Linked DNA regions of Homo sapiens: region 2 is linked to region 1. A link is a contact called in ENCODE Hi-C or POLR2A ChIA-PET data. All regions are on one chromosome and are shown on one strand. Each heading gives the region's core, a stretch centred on a gene start or an enhancer-like site at or near the end of the contact. The rest is flanking DNA. Distances are from core to core; before and after follow the strand shown. Region 1 has its middle 66 kb from the start of LINC02344. Region 2 has its middle 200 kb from the start of LINC02344.

Region 1 (7,243 bases), core at 2,213-4,712:
TTGCAGTGAGCGGAGACCATGCCACTGCACTCCAGCCTGGGCGACAGAGTGAGACTCTGTCTCAAAAAAAAAAAAAAAAAAAAAGTCCCAGAGGTGATTCTGACATCCTCCCCCACCACTCCCTTTGGCATGGTGTGACAATTCCTTCTCACATTACTGTCTGGTGAGGGAGAAACTTAACATGTTCCTTGTCATTTCACAAAATGTTTGGTTCTAATTCAATGCCCACATGTGGTGTTTTTTCTACCCCAAGATCTTACTTTATTGTTTAGAGTGACTTGTTCTTAGTCATGCCTTTAAGTAGCTTAAGGGACATATCTTAGATTCACTCTCTGGAACACTACTTATTCCAAGTCACCAGCCATGCATTCTAAACAGCAGGAATACTCCTCTATAAAAGCATTCTGCCATTTCTGTTTAAGGCCCTTGATTTCTTCCATTAGTCAGACTCTCTCTCTCTCATTTCTAACTTTAACAACAGAGCATTTTATTTTGCTTTTTCTTGTTTGTGGGAAAACACATCCTGTTTGGATTCTTGCCTGTTAAAAAAAGACTTTAAAAGGCAATAATACAGTTGAGAAGAGATTTATGCCAGCAGAAATCCAGTTGCTGTTTTGACCTCTTTGAATCTGCTTCTTATCAAGATGTCCTTTGTAATACCATATAGTTCCTTCATCTGTATTCTAGGAGCCATTAAGACGTCTTTCCCACTACCCATGAAAAACTTATCTCATTATTATCTATTTCAGCTACGCAAAACCAATGATTATCAGCCTCTTCTGCGTATTACTACTCATCAATAACACTAGCTATTAAACTAACGATGAAAGGTTGCGTATGACTCAAGAGGTCTGAAGAGAAACATGTAATAGAACTGCCCTATTAATAGCACCTAGAGTAATGGAAGAATCTAGAGGAGAAAAAGGATAAAAGTTTGACCAGAATTTATATAGGAGAGTGAACTGCTGAACTGCAATTGATTTTTTTTAACCCTTATAGCAAGTGAAGGTTCTGGGTATTTTGATTGCCATTGTGGAATATTTTCTATGTTCATGAGTTTTGGGAGGGAAAAATGCAGAATAATACTCTGTTTTCTATAACCTGGCACCCAAATGGACTGCAGATTTATTGAGGGACCTTGACCTTAGACAAGATGTCTATTTATACAAGGATAGTGCTTTGTAATGATGTCATGATGGGATGCGTACTTGAAGTCATGTCTAGGTTTCACCTCTTATTAATGACAAAATTTATTACAAAGTATTTATTTCCAGCCTATTACGTTTCTTTTCAAAAAATACCATGCTATCTACAAGTGAATGAAAAATGAGTCCTCTGAAGTATCAAAATTATTTTTAATATTAGCATGGCTATCCATGATATAAAACAGTTTTGGGGATGATTTATTCACTTGCCTATTTGCCACACCCTTGGCCTCTGCTCAAATTAACCTAAAAACAATTAGTTTAGGAAACCCCTAACTCCACACAATCGTTCCTAAGTGTAAACACAAACAAACTCTGTCATTATTGCTACACCAAGTGTTTTGAACTCTCACAGCTCACAAAGAAGCAAGCCACTGAAACAGGAGAGTTCCCTGATCCCCCTTGCAGGATGTGCAGCAGGGGTGTGGCTTGCCTGTTCGGTCATCGTTGTTGCTCAAACTCCTGACAGGAGGGGGAACACGCAGATGGGCAGGTACAGGAGCCGGGGCAGGTACTCTGGGCTCCGCTCCTGCAGTAGTGTCTAGGGGTGGGTGCCTGCGGCCCCAGTGTTACAGTGCTCTTTTAGCCTTGCCATCCTCAGACACCTTAATGTTAACCAGCTCAATGGACCCTCTGCCTTTTTGCAAGGGCAGAGGGCCAGTGTGACAGCTTTCTGTATCCCGAGCTCTTGCCCAGTGTCCCAGAAGAATCGGTTCACACACGGGCTTGAAGGATGAATGCGGGGTTTTATTGAGTGGTGGAAGTGGCTCTCAGTGGGATGAATGGGGAGCCGGAAGTGGGGATGGAGTGGGAGGATGATCTTCCCCTGGAGTTTGGCCATTCAGCAGCTGAACTGCCCTCCGGCCACCCCCAGCCGAACTTCTCTCAGTGTTCAGAAATTCCTCCTCTTCTCTCTTTCTCTGCCATGTTGTTCCACTGTTCATCTGCTTTTCTCCTCATCTCCTTATCTGCTCCTCTGCTCATCTGCTCATCTGCTTCTGGAGCCTGGGGTTTGGGATTTATATGGGTACAGGATAGGGGGATATGGCAGGCCAAAAGGCATCTTTTTGGGCACAGAAACAGAAATGCCTGTTCCTACTTAGGGTCAGAGGTCTCCAGGCTTGAGGGTGGGGCCTTTGCCAGGGAACCGCCCTCTTCTAGCCAGTCCATCTTCTAGCCATTTCCATCTCCTGTCCATTCATCACCAAATCCTTATTGAAGAGAATCCACTTACACTGTTTCTGAAGGTTATTTCATATACTGAGTAGTTCTTGCTGCTGTAAGAGCTGAAATTTTTATGCTGTGCTCTAACCCTAATTTTATCAAGAACAGAAGAACTACACAGCTTGTTTCTAAAACTACGAAAGATTACTTCTTTCAAATATTCTTTTCTACACTTTTCTGGTGTCATTGCTATCTTGGTGAGAGTGATTGTAAACACCTTCTGTGTGCAAAATATCATGGGAGATGTACAATTTGAATATAAGGGCACTATCCATCTCACTACATATAATTTAATATTTTCATAATTATCCAATATTTATTCACTTTATGAAAACAGATTTATTTGTACTGTCAGGCTTATTATAGGCCTTGATTGCATTTCCAAAAGGGCCTGTCATTTGGCAGCTACAGTTTAATGCTTTTATTCACAATTTGTAGAAGACATGTAATAACTACTCATCACATTTTGGGATGTCATAAAGATGGGAAAGACAACAGATGTAAAAGATAATGGAGTAAGATTCAAAAATACTTTGATGTGTTGGAACAAATGGCCTTAAACCCACAAAGATGAAGTTTAATGGGAAAAAATATAAGAGCATGAGAGTCACCTGTGGGCCTTGTTGGCCATGAAAGATAATCAAATATTGGGCTGTGAATTTGTTCAGGTCATCCAAGAAGCTGACATCAAGATGAAAGTAAATTTGCAAGGATTTTATTGGGGAAAATGTCTGAGAGAGAAAATGGAGAGGGAGCTGGGAAGAGATGGGAGAGCCATCCAGCCTTGATGCAAATCTGATTCCTAGTGAGGAGAGACAAGAAGGAAAGTTGGGTAAAAGCACCCTGGACTATCCTGAAGTCTAATGGAAGTGCGGCCAGGCCACTGGTGTCTTTAAGCCAAAGTTGGCCTAAAGTTGAACAAGTTCTCAGGCTCTCAGTGACAGGCTGCCTTAGGAAGCCTGCGGCACTTGATAATTGTCTACAAGCGGCTGTTGGGAGGCTTGGCTCTCTGCCCCAATTTTATGAGTGCAAATGAAACAATGCATTTCAGAGTGTGGCAGCTGGGGCCAATAGTCAAGTAGTTGAAAGTCTGCAAGGTGCATTCTCAAGGTACACAGGAGCCAGTGCGTATGTAATTTGGCTTTTCAAAACTCCATCCTAGTTTTGCTTAGAAAATATTTCAGAAAAAAAATGTTTAAATAAATAATTCAAAACTAAACAAATCTGAGATCCTGAAAATGCAATCCTGTTTTAGGATTTCTGGTTTCAAAATAGTTACTGTTCACTGAGAAGATTTTTAAGACAAAGAACGAAATTCTGTTCTTTGCTGGAGGGGTGTCCCAGGGGTGGAGGGGTGTCATGCACATATATTACTAGGGAATAATGATTGTTTCATATTCCTTTTATTTCAAGGATCTACAGTCATTCTCTTTTTGATGCTTAAACTGCCAACTTTTGCCAGTGGGAGCCCTGTTAAGGCTGGCTCCTGAGTCGTTTTGACATTCCACGTTAATCTTTGTTTTTAGCTTGTAGATCTTTTTTTAAAAACCAATTTTATTGAAGTATTATTTACATGTGCTGAAATGCACCCATTTTAAGTGTAAAGCTTGATGAGTTTCAACAACTATATCTCCCACATCACAGTCAAGAATAGCCATTGAAGACGGGCTGGGTGCGGTGGTTCACGCCTGTAATCCCAGCACTTTGGGAGGCCAAGGCGGGCGGATCACGACGTCAGGAGATCAAGACCATCCTGGCTAACACAGTGAAACCCCGTCTCTAGTAAAAATACAAAAAAAAATTAGCTGGGCATGGTGGCGGGCGCCTGTAGTCCCAGCAACCCGGGAGGCTGAGGTGGGAGAATGGCGTGAACCTGGGAGTGGAGGTTACAGTGAGCTGAGATTGTGCCACTACACTCCAGCCTGGAGGACAGAGCAAGACTCTGTCTCAAAAAAAAAAAAAATAGCCATTGAAGTGATATCTGCACCCCCATGTTCATTGCAGTGTTATTCGCCACAGGCAAGATATGGAAACAACCTAAGTGTCCATCAAAGTATAAATGGATAAAGAAAATGTGGCATATATATATTCACACAATGGAGTATTATTCAGACATAAAAAAGAAAGAAATCTTGCCTTTGTCACAACATAGATGAACTTGGAGGACATTATTCTAAATGAAATAAGTAACACATATGAAGACACTGTGTGCTCTAACTTATATACGGAACCCATAATAGTTGAACTCTGAAGCAGAGAGTAGGATGGTGGTTACCAGGGGATGGGGAGTGGGGGAAATCAGGGAGGTGTTAGTCAAAGAGTGCAAACTTTCAGTTACAAGATGAACATGTTCTGGAAATCTAATATACAGCATGGATGATTATGGATGTATTAAACTAATTTGATTGAGATAATCATTACACAATGTATATGTATATCAAATCATCATGTTGTATACCTTGAATGTATTCAATTTTTATATGCTGGTTAAATATTTTTAAATTAAAAAATGAATAGTCATCCACAAAGTTGCCTTGTACCCCTTTGCCGTCATTGCCCCCTCAATCCCAGCCCTAGGCAATCACTGACCTGTTTTCTTCCACTCTAAATTCCTTGTGCCTATTCTAAAATTTTATATTAATAAATCACATAGAATATATTCTCTTTAATTGATGCTTGATTTGTAAAAACTTATTTTAATGCTTTTTTTTTTTTTTTTTTTTTTTTTGAGACAGAGTCTTGCTCTGTCTCCCAGGCTGGAGTGCAGTGGTGAAGTCTCGGCTCACTGCCACCTCCACCTCCCGGGTTCATGCCATTCTCCTGCCTCAGCCTCCCAAGTAGCCGGGACTACAGGCACCAGCCACCACGCCCAGCTAATTTTTCTTTTTTTGTATTTTTAGTACAGATGGGGTTTCACTGTGTTAGCCAGGATGGTCTCGATCTCCTGACCTCGTGATCCACCCGCCTCGGCCTCCCAAAGTCCTGGGATTACAGGTGTGAACCACCATGCCTGGCCTAATGCTTTAGAGATTAAACTGTATCATTAAATGTTTAAAAAAGTTTGTACCCTTTGACTAACATCTCCCTGATTTCCCCTACACCCCATCCCCTGGTAACCACCATCCTACTCTCTGCTTGAGAGTTCAACTTTTATGGGTTCCATATATAAGTGAGAGCACACAGTGTCTTTATATGTGTCGCTTATTTCATTTAGAATATTGTCCTCCAAGTTCATCTATGTTGTGACAAATGGCAAGATTTCTTTCTTTTTTATGCCTGAATAATACTCCATTGTGTGAATATATATATGTCACATTTTCTTTATCCATTTATATCCATTAATGTGGTGGTAGCTTGCTCCTTTTTATTGCTTGGGAAATACTTTTTTCTATGGATAGATTATAACTTGTTTATTTACTCACCTGTTGACAGACTTTTGAGTTGTTTGTAGCTTAATGCTATTTAAATCTGCTATGAACGTTCACATGAAGGCCTTTGTATGGATATATGTTTTCATTTCTCTTGAGTAAATACCAAGGGATGGAATTGTGAGTTATGTAGTCATTATGTAAGAAAACTACCAGACTACTTCATAGAGAGCTTGTGTCATTTTAGATTTTCTCCAGCAATGTATGAGGGTTCCAGTTGTGGTACATCCTCACAAACACTGGTGTACAGTGGTATCTCATTGTGGTTTTAATTTACATTGTCCTGATACTGATAATATTGGGAATCTTTAATGTGCTTACTGATTATTTGCATATCTTCTGTTTTGAAGTGTCTGTTCACATCTCTTTTTTTTCCCCATATTCCTTGTCTTCTTTAAAATTTAGTTGAATTTTTTATATATATTCTGCATCTATATCTTCAGATATATGTACTGCAAATATTTTTCCACTCGGGGGCTTGGCTTTCTACTTTTTTAACAATGTCTTTCAAAGAATAGAATAATTCCATTTTGATGATGAAGTCCAGTTGACCAATTTCCATATAGTTCATGTTTTAGTGTCTTAAGAATTCTTTTTCTGCCCTCAAAATCTTGATGATTTTATCTGATGTTGTTTTCTAAAAGTTTTATAGTTTTAGATGATACTTTTGTTCATTTCGTGAATGTTGTAAGGTAGTGTCAAGAATGATTTTTCCCATATAGATATCCAATTATTCTGGGATTAATGTTAGCTCTAATTATTACAAGAGCACAGACCTAAGGCTGACTGCAAGACTTGTGAGGAATAGCCTCTGTCTCCTCAAAGGAGAGTTAGCAAAAACCAGGACACCTGTCTTTGAGCCTGTAACCACCTCCCCAATTCCTCTTCAATAACAGGCAGTAAAGGAGAAGATCATTTATTGCCCAGTTGACCATACAATTTGGTCAACATATTTGCTATGTTTGCTGCTTCTGTCATCTGAATGTTTATATTACCCCAAAATTCAAATGCTGAAATCCTTATCCCCAAGATAATAGCATTAGGAGATACGACCTTTGGGTCGTGTTTAGCTCATGGGGGCAGAGCTCTCATAAGAGGCCAGAGAGAGACCTCTCATCCTTTCCACCAGAGGTTAAATTGAGAATGCTGTCTATGAGGAAGTGGGTCAGTCACTGAATCTGCCATTATCTTGATCTTAGATTGCCCAGCTTCCAGATTGTTAGAAATGCATTTCTGTTATTTGTAAGCCACCCAGTCTATGGCATTTTATTACAGCAGTCCTGGCAGACTAATACAGGTACCAATTCCTGTGAATTTCTCTCAAAACCCATTATTTGTCCCATGAGGCCCTTGTCCTTCATTTTCCAGAAAGCTACATCTCTGTCA
Region 2 (7,243 bases), core at 3,416-5,915, 140 kb before region 1:
TTTTTCAATGTTTGCACGTTTGCTAGGCAGGCAAGGCGGAAATGGTGGCGTAATGGGTTTTGTTTTAAATCCCGCCCACGGGGTTTGGGTTTCTGGCTGTGAGTCAGGTTTCTGGAAGGCTTTATGGAAAATTAATGGTATAAGAGGTAAAACTGGATCTGTACTGTTTTCTTAGTCCTTAGCGATCCAAATGCAGTCTGGGTGCGGTCTCAGTGCTAAGATGGACCCAGCCTTCCCCTCTAAATCTTAGTGAACCGGCTTGATCCCCCGGTCTGTTCATCTTTCAGTGTTTATTCTGAGAAGGTAGGGGTGTCACAAGGAATAAAAAAGGCACGCAAACAAATAGACTACTCGTGTGGAACCAAAAACATTTTCAAATTATTTAAGAAAGCATGTCTTCGTGTTTTTTAAACTTTTTAGCAAGCGATTCTCTTAAGGAGTTTAGTTTTTAATTTTTGTCGATACACAGTTTTATATTCTGTGTTTTCTGGTGTGGCCTTGGTCTTTTATCAAATTTTAAAGGAAAGCCTCTTGTGCAGATGTGTTACAAAGAAAAATTTTGTCATTTTTTCACTTTTGAATTTTGGAGGACCATAGTAGTTTCTGAAAGTGCATTGGCTTTGTTTTTAGATGCTGCAAGGAAACAACCAAGTGTGTTGCAGAAATAAAATCTGTATGAATCTGCATCCGCTCCGTTTAATTTTAAACTAATTCCAAAAATGTCATCTGTGCAAAGTGCTCAGTTCTCCTGGAAAATTTCTTCAGCCTTGGTAAACACTTTTATCTGGATTTCAAAGCTCTTTGCAGTCCAGGGCCTATATAAAAACAATCCTTGTAAAAGCCAGAGGGAAAGGAATACAGGCTTTTAAGTAGATATTTTGAAAGAAACAGCAGTGGGCCGGAGGATATAAGAAAGATTGTCCGAAATTGCCAAATAAGTGTATTTCATTGTTTTTTGCTAAAACCGTTTGATAGTCTGGGTAGTTGGTACTGGAAAAAACGCTGCTGTGACGTGAGGAGTACTATGGCACCTGTTTATGTAGAAGTTAGGGGGATATTGCAATATCATTCAAGATTGGTCAGAAATAGGGCAAGAAGGAGGCAGGATATCCAAAGGGGAAGAAAAGGGGAAAATGTTGGAAGATACTAGAAAACACGTGAAAGAGGTCAGAGCTGAAGCTGTAATAGGTCTTCAAAGAGTGATCTGGAAGATTGCAAAATAGCTTTTAGACCCTAAAATCAAATGTGTGGAATATGGAATCAGTTTATTTCATCATTGCATACTTCAGCTTTGGCTATATCCCATTTAGTTGCTTACTTTTTTTTTTCGACTTTCCCATCTTTCTCTACATCGTATATAACCAACCTTAAATTGAGGGATTGCTTCATTTTGCTACCATTATACTATAAAGTTACAGTAACATAGCCCTTCACAGTTCAAAGAGTACACATATATTCAGAAATAGTGGCATTGACTCCTTTGCAAATATCCTCAACTCTTATCCCTCACTTTTAGCACTTCCCTGGCAAAACTCAAACCATGGATGAACTCCTGCATGCATTTATCTTTTCTGAGCTTGGGCTCAGCCTGTTAACTGTTGGGTGGACTAGTGTGATCTCACACCTAAATTGGCTCTGCATATTGATCAGCTCTCCTACTCCTTTGCTTTACTGACTTTGCCCTTTCCTTCTGTAATCCAAATATCTCATTCTTTTCCTTCCTCAAATTATCAACTTCCTCAACTAATGACTTTGCCTCACACTTTATTGAAAAAAGAATTGTGAGCATAAGCCAAGAATTTTTGTGTATTCCCACCATCGAATCTATTTGTGTCTGCACTCATCAAACATCCTTGTATAGGAACCCCCTTTATACATGGTATTGCTTTCCATAGTTTCAGTTACCAACTGTCAACCGAGGTCCAAAAATATTTAATGGAAAATTTCAGAAATATAAATTTTAAATTGCTAGAAGTTCTAAGTAGTGTGATGAAATCTCATGCTGCCTCTCTCTGTGCCTCCCAGAACGTGTATCCTCCCTTTGTTCAGCATCCACTATCACAGTTATCAACTATCACCATATCACTGAGCTTGGATTCAAATAACCTATATTTTCCTTAATAATGTCTCCAAGGCCCAATAGTAGTGATACTGGCAATTTGGATATGCCAAAAGAAGCCTTAATGTGCTTCCTTTAAGTGGAAGGTGAAAGTTCTCGACTTAAGGAATCACCTAAGGTCACTAGGAACCAAGTGGTTGGTAAGAATCAGTCTTCTATCTGTGAAATTATGAAGAAAGAAAAAGAAATTCGTGCATAATATATTTAGGGTAGGGTACTCTCTGAGGTTCAGGCATCCACTAGGTTCTTGGAACATTTCCCCTGAAGCTAAGGGGGAACTACTATAGTTTAAAAGGGTGACAGGTCTTTTTATCAAATGCCAACACTTGCTATTTTTAGTTTTTAGTTTTAGCCATTAAGTGGGTATATGTTCAAAACTTTTGCCCATTTTAAAACTAAGTTGTTTGTAATTGAGTTGTAGGAGTTATTTACATACTATGCGTATGACTTTTTTGTCAGAAGTATATGTTGTGAATATTTTTCTCCCAGTCTGTGGCCTGCTTTTTCATTTTCTTAAAAGTGTCTTTTAAAGAGCAGCTTTTGTTTGTAAGTTGTATATTTGTAGGGATTTGTACGTATCCAAATATTCATTAGCATAAAGCTGTTCATAAAATCCTCTCATTTCTGAGATTCACAATATATCTTATTTATGTTTACGATCCACTTAATTTTTAGTATGGCACAATAATGGTTGATAGTCATATTTTTCAAAATAGAAATCCTGTTATTCTGGTAGCATTCGTTAAAAAGATTATCCTTCATTGAATTACCTTGGCACCTTTATTAAAAATCTGCCGATCTTCTGAATTTCTATTCTATTCAATTTCATTGATAAATATGTCTGTTCTTAACCCAGTCCCACACTGTATTGATTACTGTAGCTTTATACGTCTTGAAATCAGATAGTGGAAGTATTTTTTTCCTCAAAATTACTTTGGCCATTCTAAGTCCTTTGCATTTTAATATAAATTTTTAAATTGTCATTTCAATTTCTAAAAACATCTGCTGGGATTTTGAATGGGATTCTGTTAAATTTATTCATCAGCTTGGAGAGAACTGACATCTTAAAAATACTGAGTTTTCCAATCTATGAACATGGCATATATCTCCTTTTATTTTGATCTTTAATTTCTGTTTGTAATTTTCAGCATACAGGTATTGCACATACATTGTTAAGTTTCTTCCAACACATTTCATGGTTTTTATTCTAAGTGTATTTTTTTAGTTTAAGTTTTCAGTTGTTGAATCATTTTATTTTAGTTCTAGAATTTTCTTATGCATAGATTCTACGTCTCTAGTATTAATAAATGCAAGGCCGGGCGCAGTGGCTCACGCCTATAATCCCAGCACTTTGGGAGGCAGAGGTGGGCGGATCACAAGGTCAGGAGATTGAGACCATCCTGGCAAACACGGTGAAACCCCGTCTCTACTAAATATACAAAAAATTAGTCCGGCATGGTGGCAGGCACCTGTAGTCCCAGCTACTCAGGAGGCTGAGGCAGGAGAATGGTGTGAACCCGGGAGGCGGAGCTTGCAGTGAGCCGAGATTATAACACTGCACTCCAGCCTGGGTCACAGAGCCAGACTCCGTCTCAAAAAAAAAAAAAAAATTAAATAGTTTGTGCCCATTAACTCCAGTATTTGGATCATCTGTGGATCTTGTTTCCATTATCTTTTTCTTCTGTTTCCTGGTATGCCCAGAAATTCTTTATGAAATGTTGTCTTTGTTTATGAAAAAAAAAAAAATACTGGGCTCTGAGTGGTGTTTTTTACTTTATGGAAGTATTTGTAGGATTTACTTTTGCTTCTATTAGGAAGCTAGGCTAAGGGCAGAGCACCTTAATCTAATATGGAAGTGAGATTATTTCAAACTGGTTTTTAGACTTTGTTAGGTCTCGTCTATTTCAGGTTCTTTCTTACTCCTGAGGTGACCCTTTCTGTGTCCCAGCTAAAAGCCGAGGTGTTAGGCCTTCCCTCTTTCGTGGGCCCTGAACTCGCATTTTTATTTTCTCAATCAGTGGACTCCTGAAAGCAATCTCTTCTCAGCTTCTCTGCTTCTTAGTTGCCATTATCTGTGTAACTTCTCAGCCTCTGAAACAACTTCCAAATTGATGAATAAGGTAAGGGGAAAAAGAGAGTCAAATATGGGCAGAATTTTCTGCACCCTTCTTCGGGATCTTGCCCTCTCAAGATCCTTTTTGTATTTTACTCAGATTTCCCTAGTTCTTCACGGTTCAGAGGCGGGGTCATTTTTTTTTAAATCCTCGTAATCTGAGAGTCTTTATGCTAATAAAGATAGGCTCATTTTTCTGAACTAGTGTCAATACTTTTTGTTTCTAAACATCAGAAGCAACACAGAAGACATGGAAGTGACTTTCCGTCTTAATTCCAGAGGTGTTTGTGGGGCCTCCTGGCAGTGGTACCCCCTTGCCACAGATGGGTTCCTAGGCAATGCCCTAGTTCTCTTTAGAGTTGGCCTGACTCTGTCTTCTGTATGGGGAAGCACCCTCTGTTCCTTTTGCTGAGAGATCAGGGTAGTTCTGTTTCCAGGCGAGCTAAACATGACTATGCTGTAGCTGTAAATTCAGTCTGTCACCTTTGGTACTCTTAAAATACAAGCATATGTTCTAGTCAGGCAAGAAGAAATACATCTTTTCTTTTCTTTTCCTTGTTGGTTTTTTAATTTTTTTTTTATGCCAGTAAAGAAATATACACTTCCCGGCCAAGCCCGAGAGTGGATTTGATTTTTTACCGTAATTTCAAGGAATAATTATATAAAACATTGCCCACAGGTCTGTGAGTGTACTGTAGAAAGATCGAATGATCAGGACTTAATCCAAGACCCCTCACTTTCTGCATGGGTGTAATTGAGCGTTATTTAACTTTTCTGAGCCTCAGTTTCCCTAAAGTGTCAAATAAGATACCTACTTGCCAAGACTGGGTTTTAATAAGATTGTTTGTAAAATGTCTGATACATAGTGGGTTCTTTATTGTTTTTAAAATTATTTATACAAACAGTTTTAACTTCAAGGGGGAATGTTAGTCATAACTTGTCTGCGTAGCAGCAGTATTTCGGAAACCACAACATTTCCAGATTTCTGCTCATCACTTAGTTTGTTTTATTCAGTAAACACTGATTGGACTCCCACTAAATGCTGAATGCTGCACTAGGACGCAAAACCAATGAAACAATAACCTTTCTCACAGCTATGTAAACAACTTGTTCATTTTATTGAAAGCCGTGCTCAGAACTGTTCTGGAAGTTTACTCATCTGTAGTGCTCAAGTCGTGGTATTTGCTCTCTTGCTGCTATTTAATGAATCCTGAAATTGTTTTTGTAACCTAAAATAAAATTTTTACTATGATAAAATAACCTAAAAGAAAATCTGATTAAAAAGTTTATTTAATGTGGAATAAAATTTAAAGCAGCTCTAATATGAATAGCAAGGGAATTTTGTTACTAACAAACCGATAGAACAATATAATGAGGCAGTTTCACTAAGACTGTATGACAAAATGGAACCTGAACTCTGCTCCAGTGTATTAATAATTAGTGTGACTTTTACAGAGATTGGAGTATAGGCTGTTATCAGACATCACAGGGAAGTTCTGTTCAGTAAGCTGGCAGAAGCAATTTCTTCTTTCTTTAAAGAGGAAAACCAGGTGGTTTTACAGTTGAGTGTTCGTTAAAAGAGGTATCTACCAGTTTTTCCCTTTTAATTCTGCTTTTCAGATTGTGCTAGCCCAGAGAGAGTTATAAATCCCTTGAATATAAGACATTGACTTCAGTTTTTATTGTCACCTCTCATATACATCCCTAATGTTTATCTAATTTTTATCTTACCAAGACAGCATAATCATTATGCAGTAAATATAGACTGAGTAATATTACAACATTCTCAGATTCAGGAGACTCTCCCATGATGGGAAAATATATTTCAGAATCAAATACTCTTATTTCCTAAGCTTCGTTTTCTTTATTATTTTTTATTAGTTTTCATTTTCCTAACTTATAGAATAAACAAATGCAGTTTGGAACAATTAAAAAGTTTCTTACAGTTATTGATGATAAAACAGTCCAAATGATGTTACACTAAATTTCATAAATTCCTGGCTTTAAAAATACGTATGATGTAATGGCATGTTAAATAATGGCCAGCACAATTTAGTTGTCTTATTTGCCATTTCTGTTTTGCTTCACCATTTTACCATTTTATTTTCCACCTTTGAGTCTTCAGTACTCTTAACTGTATCACTGAGGATTGACAATCCTATATATTTAATTTATTTACATGCACACACGGAAAATGGAATGTCACATCTAGAGTAGCTTTCCCATAACCCAGCTCTATTCATGTCCCCCAAATCACTGATGCTCTTATTCCAGATCATGATGAGGACCAACTGGGGTGTAAGCCTGACCTCTGTGTGTTCTATAAGGGATCACTCAGTCCTCTTCCATTCCAATAATTTAAGTATAGATTTTCGGACTGCCATCTCGCCTTGTATAATATGCTTAGATGGAATCAGTAAAACAAATGTGCCTTTTATTTCCCTGAATGGGATTATTGTAAAGAAACAAGAAGCCATCAATAAGGGGGCAAAGTTCCCTTTATCCCCAAAACACCAATAGTCACATTTGAGGGCTAGAACATATTTACTTCAGCTTTTGTGGTAAGAGAAAGAATGTAAGTTTTTTATGTTCAAAATAAAGTTGACCTTGGTGCAAAACAACCAATATGTTCTAAGAACTTTCTCCTCCTTTGGAGCAGGCCTTTGTTATATCTCTAATTAATATAATTAAGTTATTTTGAAAATCAAAACAATTAATTGATGTTTTTCTTTCTCATCTGCTCCTGGAAGTTGTATTTTTAAGTTACTAAAATACAATTTTATCTTTAATTGATTGCCTTTGATTCTCTGTGGTAAAACTTAAAATACAAAATATATTTTACTTAATTGTATCAATTTGAAATTGTTATAGTTCAAGAATATTTGTATGTAACTCTTCTAAACTTTGAAATCATCAATATTAAGTTTAAAGGAAGACTTGGGGCTAAAATTTCCAGTCAGTGCTTTTTTCACTTTTGCTTTTATTTTTGGCCAGTCGTATTCAGATTTATG

What was found. Hi-C counts contacts between places; a loop is a spot of excess contacts on that map. ChIA-PET counts read pairs that join two places held with the same protein, here RNA polymerase II (POLR2A). Pooled maps may share reads with other maps.
Region 2: a loop to region 1 is called in a map of left cardiac atrium, with 2.1 times the contacts of the local background. The contact joins two enhancer-like sites. A Hi-C loop is called at or near these places in 2 of 168 maps with a recorded cell type or tissue (left cardiac atrium and sigmoid colon) and 4 of 50 pooled maps. POLR2A ChIA-PET finds 5 or more read pairs at or near these places in 1 of 52 experiments (HEK293).

The regions. Positions count from the first base shown.
Region 1 is chr13:33,397,615-33,404,857 of GRCh38, reverse strand. It overlaps a transcript of STARD13 not described here. Among named protein-coding and RNA genes, the nearest start is that of LINC02344, 66 kb to the right of the region's middle. Within about 2 kb of position 3,462, at least 3 of the 41 ENCODE cell types and tissues checked have a DNase peak (open chromatin) inside an H3K27ac peak, as active enhancers do.
Region 2 is chr13:33,535,258-33,542,500 of GRCh38, reverse strand. It overlaps a transcript of STARD13 not described here. Among named protein-coding and RNA genes, the nearest start is that of LINC02344, 200 kb to the right of the region's middle. Within about 2 kb of position 4,665, at least 7 of the 41 ENCODE cell types and tissues checked have a DNase peak (open chromatin) inside an H3K27ac peak, as active enhancers do.